Linked DNA regions of Homo sapiens: all the other regions are linked to region 3. Evidence: chromatin contacts called from ENCODE Hi-C or POLR2A ChIA-PET data. All regions are on one chromosome and are shown on one strand. The core of a region is the stretch at or near the end of the contact, and the rest is flanking DNA. Distances in the headings are between cores, read along the strand shown. Region 1 holds the start of RNF130 (ring finger protein 130). Region 2 holds the start of MGAT4B (alpha-1,3-mannosyl-glycoprotein 4-beta-N-acetylglucosaminyltransferase B). Region 3 holds the start of MGAT1 (alpha-1,3-mannosyl-glycoprotein 2-beta-N-acetylglucosaminyltransferase).

Evidence for each region. A loop is a pair of places that touch in the nucleus more often than their neighbours do. ChIA-PET counts read pairs that join two places held with the same protein, here RNA polymerase II (POLR2A). Pooled maps may share reads with other maps.
Region 1: a loop to region 3 is called in a pooled map, with 9 times the contacts of the local background. The contact joins the promoter of RNF130 here to the promoter of MGAT1 in region 3. A Hi-C loop is called at or near these places in 1 of 168 maps with a recorded cell type or tissue (ascending aorta) and 7 of 50 pooled maps. POLR2A ChIA-PET finds 5 or more read pairs at or near these places in 1 of 52 experiments (H1).
Region 2: a loop to region 3 is called in a map with no recorded cell type, with 13 times the contacts of the local background. The contact joins the promoter of MGAT4B here to the promoter of MGAT1 in region 3. A Hi-C loop is called at or near these places in 10 of 37 single-sample maps with no recorded cell type and 11 of 50 pooled maps. POLR2A ChIA-PET finds 5 or more read pairs at or near these places in 2 of 52 experiments (GM10248 and T-cell).

The regions. Positions count from the first base shown.
Region 1 is chr5:180,070,407-180,073,347 of GRCh38, forward strand. RNF130 (ring finger protein 130) reads right to left here and starts at 1,353. Exons shown (of 9, transcript NM_018434.6): 1 at 1,050-1,353. The coding sequence starts at 1,296. RefSeq lists an enhancer at 1,027-1,734 and a silencer at 1,624-1,703.
Region 2 is chr5:179,805,537-179,808,237 of GRCh38, forward strand. MGAT4B (alpha-1,3-mannosyl-glycoprotein 4-beta-N-acetylglucosaminyltransferase B) reads right to left here and starts at 1,330. Exons shown (of 15, transcript NM_014275.5): 1 at 951-1,330. The coding sequence starts at 1,047. It also overlaps a transcript of SQSTM1 not described here. RefSeq lists silencers at 185-604, 615-744, 875-944, 1,175-1,734, 1,905-2,074 and an enhancer at 486-1,147.
Region 3 is chr5:180,801,472-180,804,171 of GRCh38, forward strand. It overlaps MGAT1 (alpha-1,3-mannosyl-glycoprotein 2-beta-N-acetylglucosaminyltransferase), which reads right to left and starts at 1,335. Exons shown (of 2, transcript NM_002406.4): 1 at 1,209-1,335. RefSeq lists enhancers at 647-1,354, 1,355-2,061, 2,205-2,314 and silencers at 1,165-1,524, 1,695-1,774, 1,785-1,834.

The DNA of each region.
Region 1 (2,941 bases), core at 103-2,602, 730 kb before region 3:
GTCTCAAAGAAGAAAACAGCTTAGCACTTTGGCATACAAATACAGACCTCAGAGGGGCATAATATGTTAGTATCTTAAGAGTGTACAAGCAAATCATGACTTTATTTAGGTTGCCTACTTTAGGTCATCCTAACATGAACAGCAGTTTAGAAAAGAAAAATCCCCTCTCAGCATTCTCAGGGTGACAATGAGGGTGGGGATAATGGCAGATATCTCCCAAAAGTTCAGCGTGGGCCAAAACCCAAAAAATCATATTCCACGATGTGCAAAAGGTTTCTTTCAAACCATGACTAATAATTTAAACAAATACATGTTTACACCAAATAATCAACTAAACAAAGTCCTTGTTCATAGGAAAACATGACATTAAGCCGAATGGTTTCAAAGACAATTCTTGAAAATTTTACCTATTTCCCTTTTGGTCGGCACCCGTGACCTGAAAAGCCTTGGCTAGTAGTTCCGATTAGTGTCAGATCCTCATAATGTGACATTTTCAGGCGTCAAATTACAGTAAAACTACTAGGGCAAGAACAAGAGCCAAAAGCAACAGGGAAGATGTCCATTTTCCATTTACACCCCCCCCCCAATTTACCACTTAAGAAAAACGGCACGTTTTTATATTAGAAAAGGGCCGCATCCTTCCAGATCTAGCGCAGCCTTAAGTCCGTGATTTGAGGAACCTGCCGCTTCCAAAATACAGGCTGAGACGTCCTCCCCATGAAGTAGTTTTGCGCTCTTGCACCACCTCCTTTGTCTACGCTGTCCCTGCAAACTCCTAGCTCAATGCCCTCCAGCAAACGAGCTGCCTGAACGCAAAGATGACCGTTCCAAGTCTTTTTTAAAAGAAGGGAAAAACCCAGTCACGCTCCTGGAGCCTGGTTCCCACGGGAGCAGGCCGGGCTGTCCACGACGGAAGCCTCGACCCTGGCTGGGGCTGTCGGCCGGGCAGCGCGGGAGAGCCAGGGCCAGAGCCGGGGCCGGGAACCCTAGTCCCGCCGCCTACGCGGGATGCAGCGACCACCGCCCGCCGCCCCCGGGCCGGCACTCACCTCCGTGGAGGGGCAGCGGCGCCAGCACCTGGCCGCGGACCTCGGCCTTGGGGGAGTCAAGCCCGTAGCGCCCGCGGTCGATGCGAAACGTGAGCGGGGCGCCGCGGCCGGGCTCCTGCACCGTCACGTTGATGAGCGCCGTGTAGTACTCCTGGCTCGCGTTGTCTGCCCGTGCCGGCCACAGGCTGCAGGTCAGCAGGGCGAGCGCGGCGAGCCGGGCAGGGCCCGCCCGCCCCGCGCAGCTCATCGTCCCTCCGGCAGCCGCCGCTGCTCGCGGACCGGGCTCCGGGGCCGGCGCCTAGAGGCGGGGCGGGCGCGGCCCGGGCGGCGGCGGGAGCGCGCGCGCGCGGCCTGCGCGGGGCCGAGCCCGAGCGCGGCCCTCCTGGACGCCGCGGCCCCGCCGCTCGCCGCCCTCACGTCCACTGCCCGCCTGTGGGGACGCGCCCATGGGCCCTCGGCGAGGGCGGCGTCTCAGGTCGCACGCGGGCGTCTCTTCGGGGTCCCAGGAGGGTTGTAGAAGCGTGCCCCCTCCATCCCCCCGGGTCGGTCCCACCGAATGGGAGGCGCCTCGCAAGGACGCGGCGGGGGAGGGGAAGGGCGGCACGGGAGGAAGCGCCCCGAGGAGGGTCAGCGGAACACAAAGTCCCTCTCGCGCGGCTGCCGCCTGAGGCGCGTGTCCGCCGCCGCCCCGCCCCCCCGCTGGTCTAGCGGCAACGCGCAGGCCTAAGGCGCAGTCCCGCCCCGAGCGCATGCGTGCCAGGGCCTGTCCGCTCCCGCCCGCCTGCACGAGGGCCCGGGCAGCCGGGTCAGCCGCTGGTGCTGGTTGTTTCTCTGTCAGGCGTGATAGCCGCAGGGCGTGGAGCCCGGGAGATTTGCGAGGACGTATGGAAATGTGTGAGAACAGACTACAAAGGAAAAAAAGCCATAACTTTAAAAGAAATGTTTAAAATTAAATGTCATGAGATTTAACATTCACGTCATGCGGTTGACATCATGGATGGGGGATGTCTCTGGCCCGGACCTGCAGGGACACGAGTGGTTGGGAAAGACCTCTAGGGTAGCCGTCCCTAACCATTTTGGCACTGGGGGACGGGTTTCCAGGAAGAGAGTTTTTCCAGGGACTGAGGGAGTTGAAGTGGTTTCCGGATGAGGCTGCTCCACCTCAGATCATCAGGCGTTAGATTCTCGTAAGAAGTGGGCAACCTAGGTCCCAAGCATGCGCAGTTCACAGCCGGGTTCACGTTGCTATGAGAGTCTAATGCCGCCCTGATCTGACAGGAGGCGGAGCTCAGGCGGTGATGCTCACTCACCTCCTGCTCGCTTACTGGTTCCTCGAAGGCCCTGGGCCGGTACAGGTCCGCGGCCGGGCGGTTGGGGAGCCCCTGCTCTAGTGACTAGGTGAACTACTCCAGGGGCCCCCGGACCAGAGGGTTGCAGTGGGAACCCCCCCTCCACCTTCCGAAACGCGCGCGCGCGCACACACACACGACTCTCATTTTCTCTCTCCATGGCGTTTAAAAGATACACATCGCTATAAAGTATCAGCTAAAAGGAAGAATGGGGCAGTGCAGCCGAATTCAGGAACTTACAGGATCTTTGTGGGGAGGCGGAGGGGGAAAGTTTGGCGTCTTCTGACCAGCCAGGGTTGAGTCTCCTGTCTCCTACTGCGGGAAGTGGGTGGAGTCAGCTTTGCACAACCAAATGTTCTGAAAATCCGGAAAAGAGGTGGCTCCCCAAAAAGAAATTTGAGGCACTGTTTCCAGGAAAGGGTACGGATGCAGTGCAGGCTAAAACTTAAGATGCCCACCACTGGCCAGGCGCGGTGGCTCACGCCCGTAATCGCAGCACTTTGGGAGGCCTAGGTGGGCGGATCACGAGGTCAGGAGTTCGAG
Region 2 (2,701 bases), core at 80-2,579, 1.0 Mb before region 3:
AGGCGGGCGTGCTGGCAGAGCTCGGCGTGGGTAGATGGAGCTCGGAGGGTCCGGAAGGGTCCAGGTTCCCTCGCCCTCCTCCGCAGCCTCTCTGGGATGGCGCTCCGGGACAGGGAAACAGGGAAGCAGGTGGCGGGGAGGCCGAGGGGCAGCTGGACTCAGCCCGCTTAGGCCTCCAGCAGGCAGGCAGGCAGGAGGCCACTCTCCCGGAACCTCCAGGCCGGGGGAAGAGCGCCTCCGAGGGCTCAGGCCCTACTCGGCCCCACCATCGCCAAGACCGGCCAGCGGGGCGGCGCGGGGGGATCGGCCCGCACCCTCCGCCTGCAAGAGCGCTGGGCGCACGCGGAGGGCGGGGGCCAGCCCGGGAAGCTCGGGGTGCGGAGGACGGGCTGGGGCCGCACGGGAGCGCAGGGCAGCAGGGGCCGGGCTGCCTCAGGACGCCTCCCTCCCTCCCTCCCTCCCTCCCACAGGCCGGATGCTGCCGACGCGTTCTGGGCGCCGAAGGGAGTCCCAGGACCGGGTGTCACGCCGGGGTCGCCCAGGCCGGCGCGGGGCAGCAGGCAGCAGGGTGGGGGGGTGCCCTCGCGCCTGTGTCCCTCACGCCGCCCCAGCTCCTGCCCAGGTGGCTGTGGCTGGCGTTCCGGGACCTCTGTGACCTTGGGTCTCTGCCCCTCTCCGAGAACCCCACGGGTCCCCAGCTCAGCGTCGGGACAGCTGCGCCCGCGGAGTCCGGTCCGGAGCACCCACGGGCGCGGCCCGGGCCCGAGGAGAACGCCGCGGCTCCAGCAGCAAACAAGTGGGGGAGGGTGGGAGGGGCGTCCTCGCGCCGCCCGGGCGGGGAAGGGGCGCCTGCGTCGGCTTCCGGCCGCCTTCCGCGGCCACCGCCGGGCCCGCTCCCGCCGCCGACGCCCAGGTGCGCCAGGTGCGGGCCGGGCGGGGGTCGCGCTCACCTTTCTGGCCGCTGAGTGCCGCGTACCAGGACAGCGAGAGGAAGGCGCACAGGCAGAAGAGCAGCAGCGTCAGGAAGGTGCCATTGCGGAGCCTCATCTCCTCGGGTGCGCGGCGGGCGCCCGCGGGGCCGAGGCTGCATGGCCCGGGGGACCGGGGCCGGGGCGCAGGGGTCGGAAGGCGGCGGCGGCGGCGGCAGGGGCCCCGGCCCCGGGTCGGGGAGGGGCGGGGGGCCCGGGGCCGGGCGGGGACCGGGCCAGGGAGCGCGCCGGCCGCCCCTCAGGGCGCAAGCTTTGTGCCCTGTACTCAGGGAAGAGGAACAGGCTCAGAAGGGCAGAGGCAGGTATCAGGCTCACTGCAGATATCAGGGGCGCGGGACACTGGCGGCCTCGCCTCCGCGGCAGGGCCGGGCCGGGCCGGGCTGGGCTGGGCTGGGCGGCGAGAGCCGCGGCCCGGCCTGGATCTGGGGCCTGGATCTGGGGCCGCCGCGGAGTCGACGGCGCAGGGCGGGGCGGCCCGGATTTAAAGGGGCCGCAGCACCGCCGTCGCCGGCGCCGCGAGGGGGTGGGGTGGGGGCCGGCGGCCGGGATCCCGATCGGCTCCCGCAGCCCCGCGTGGGCTCGTGCGAGTCGGCCTCAGGTAAGGCTGGAGTGGGAGTGCAGGTCGACCGCAGCCGGGGCGGGGGGCGGGCGGCGGGGGCGGCGCTCCGGGACCCCGGTACCCTTCTCAGCAACATCTCCTCCGCGCGCGGACCCCGACCCCATTCGCACGTTCTCGGGGCTCTTTCCCGGGCGTGAGGGGCTCTGGGTGGCGCGGGGGACTGGGCGGTTGAAGCCGGGAGCGACCGCTGCCTTCGCTGCCGCCCAGGGCGCTTCCCCGCTCAGGAGCTTCCTCTGGGCCTCTGGACGGAGGCGCGCAGGGGCCCGGGAGGCGGGAACGATGGGCCTTTCTAGGCGGTATCAGGGCCGATGCTCGTGGATGCAGAGCAGTGACCAGCCCAGAACCGTACCGGCTTCCCGGGGCAGGGGCGGCCCGAGAGCGCCGCTAACGGGAGCAACGGGCCCTGCCCCCGGTGGTGTAGGGGCCACCTCGCCCCGCCCAGCCCAGCCCGATATTGATGGGGGCCCACGCCTTCATTGTTTTTTTGTTGTTGTTGTTTTTTGTTGTTTTTTGTTTGTTTGTTTTTGAGACGGAGTCTCGCTCTGTTGCCCAGGCTGCAGTGCAGTGGCGCAATCTCGGCTCACTGCACCCTCCGCCTCCCGGGTTCAAGCGATTCCCCTGCCCCAGCCTCCCGAGTAGCTGGGACTACAGGCGGCCGCCACCACACCTGGCTAATTTTTGTATTTTTAGTAGACACGAGGTTTCACCGTATTGGCCAGGCTGGTCTCGAACTCCTGACCTTGTGATCCGCCCGCCTCGGCCTCACAAAGTGCTGGGATTACAGGCGTGAGCCACCACGCACGGCCCATTTGCGTTCTAATTTCAGGCGTTCCTCAATCCTCTGTGGAACCAGGAAGGGCGCAAATTATAAAGGGACTGGCCCAGCGCCGCCTCTGGGCAGGCTTTGGGCAGCGCCTGGCCCGCTGCCGGCTTGGACCTCCCAGACCTAGGGGCCCGGTTCCTGGTGGAGGCTGCAGGGACCTCTGCCCCACCCGCCCGGGGGAGGCCCGAGGGGCTGGACTCAGACTGAGATTGAATGCGGCTTTGTCTTCCTAGTTCAGCCCCGGCCCACACCTGGGGCTGAGTGGAATCG
Region 3 (2,700 bases), core at 85-2,584:
GGCCCATAATTTCAGGACGGAAAAAAAAGAAAGGTAGTCAGAGAAGATACACTAAATAATTCAAGAGTTGAGAGAATAAGACCTAGGAGGGAAGGGATGCAGGTTATTCATCCTGGAAAAGAAGAGCTAAATACAAGTGCCACAAAAGGCATGAGGCCTGGGATTCAGGCGATCCAGCCAGCAAGCCAGGCAACTTTGGACAAGTCACTTGACCCACTTGTACCTTAGTTCTCTCATCTATAAGGTGACAGGGTTGATTTGGTTCATCACAAGGTCCCACTGCCTGGATACTGACGACAGTGACAATTTCCCTACTGCCCCGAACAGTAATGAGTTTCCCTTGTTAACACAGGCCACTGAGGTCAGGCATACCGCAGTGCTTCTAACAGTGAGAATGAGACACAGAAGCAGGGAAATGGGTGAGCTCAATGGTCCCCAGAATTGGGAAGGACCAGGACGCAGTGATTGCTGATGGAAGGCAGATCCTGGATGATGTGAGCACGTAAGAGCAAAGGCTACACGGCCTGAAAAAATACCGTAAATGACTGAAAATAAAGCTGGGCAACATCTCAGCCAGTGATGTTCTAAAACAAAACGGCAGACCCACTACAGCAGCAAGGGTTAACCAAAGTGAAGCTTCAGCCTTCAGGGAGCCGGCCAGCCACAGTCCCTCTACTTCAGAGTTTATCAGACGCGGGCACTGCACGTCCCGGGGCTCTCTACTCCACACACGTTAGCAAACAGGAAGAAAAGTTTTCTTGCCAACTTATTATATATATATTTCAACACTGAATCAACATTTCCTTTCTGCTGAGGAGAATCAGCCTCTATTAACTTGGGGAAAGGATGCTGGAGTGAGGTTAGGGGGGAAAGGCCACTCCCCAATCCCACCCCCTCCCTGCCCCGCACGCACGGACGCCCGGGGCCGAGTTTCACAACATCCTCCCCAGTCCGCGGAGCCCGCCCTTCCTCTAACAGCTGGAGGCCCGGGATTCCGAAAGCAGAAGGCGGAGTTCCAACCTCTCGGCTCGGGAAGGGACTAACGCGCAGCTGGCACCGGGTCGGACCGGGCCGCTCCCCAGCCAAGCCCCCTCTCGCTAGCACTCATGGGCACCGGGGCTTTGGGGCGACCCGACGTCCCTTGGGCTCCCTCTCGGCGCCCGCGAGGCCTCCCCCGGTCTGACCTCCGTCCCCGGACACCTACTCACCAGGTCCTCCCGACGTCCTGGCCCCGAACTTGGCCTGCTCCGGGGCGCAGGGAGCGAGCCCGGTGCCCAGGCGCGTCCCAAGCGCTGCCGCGGCCGCCTCGCCTTTCGACTCGCCAGCCCTTTCTGCGGCGCGCCGGGGCCGGACGGCCGGGCGGGCAACGTGGCCCTTCCCCGGCAGGCGGGGCGGGGCGGGGCGGACTGAGGGGCGTGACCGACAGCCCCGCCGCGCCCCGCCCCCCGGCCGGCGTCCGCCAGGCCCCCTCCTCCTGGCCCGCCTCCTTTCCCCGCCGCTTCTCAGTCAACCCAGGACCCAAGTTTTCCCAGGACCCCAACTTCGGGAGTCGGCTTTCCGGCTCCCTGGCGCAACCCTGAGGGTGGACGCCCGACCCCACCCCTGCCCTCGGCCCTCCAGCGCAGCTGCCCAGCCTGGAGCCGCGCCTGAAGTGGGCCCGCAGTCCAGGAAAGGCGTTCACCAAACCCTAGGCCAAGGGCTGGGAGCCAGTCCCCCCACCCCAACCCAGGGGAGGCTGAGGAGCCCGGGTGGGAGCCCCAGGGTCGCGTGGGGCAGGGACAGAACAGGAACCAGGGTGCCCGACGGGGGGCCGGGGGGAAACACCTGTGCCAAAGCAAGCCGGGGCCAGCTGTGGCTTCTTCCCTTTTGTTTTTCCTTGGTGGGTGGGGAATGAGAGCTTCAGTTCTGAGTAAAGAAAGCGAAGAGAGACCTACCAGCAGGGGAGGCCCACCAGCCCTAGGCGGGAAGGACTCGGTCACAAGCTTTGGCGGAAGCACCATGGAAAAGCCTAGAACGGGTCTGCGCCCGGCTGGTGTTTTAAAGGGGAGGAAGGTGCGGACCTGAAGAGGAGGTGGAGGTGGACCCAGGCCCACCGAGGGGAGGGAGGGACAGCTCTTCCATAGCAAATACCTGTCGCTGAGCCAGGAGTAAAGTCTGGCCGGGAGGAGGACAGACGCAGAAGACCAGGGGCTCCAGCGCACAGAGCCAGTTTCGCCAGCGATCAGGTCTGAGGCCTGGATTCCACGAGGCCGGTGCAAGCCAGGAGCCAGCCCCACTCCCTCGCCCAGCTCCCTCCGGCCTGGCCCTCTGCAGAAGCCTGATGCCCACCCAGCTGTCTCACCATGGGACCCCAGGCGGTGAGGGTGGGTAGCCGAGGACTACAGGCTGCTGGGTAGCTGACTTCCCCAAGAAGGGCTGCTGCCATGTGATCAGGACCCACGCCCCTGACATCAACCCCTCCCCCGTGTTCCAGAGCACGGAGCAGCCCGGAACTCTGCGGCCTGTGGTTACTGACTGACTGCTCACTAACTTGTTTCTACATGAAACCACGAATCGTGCAGGGTTCTAGAGAAACAAAGGGCCGCGCGCACCCGCAGGCCCCTGCGTGGAGGCGAGGACCTAAATCAAAACTGCTAAGGGGTCACCAGGCATGGTGAGGGGCCTCACGGGCCAAACCCTCCCTCGGCCTGTCCTTCAAGC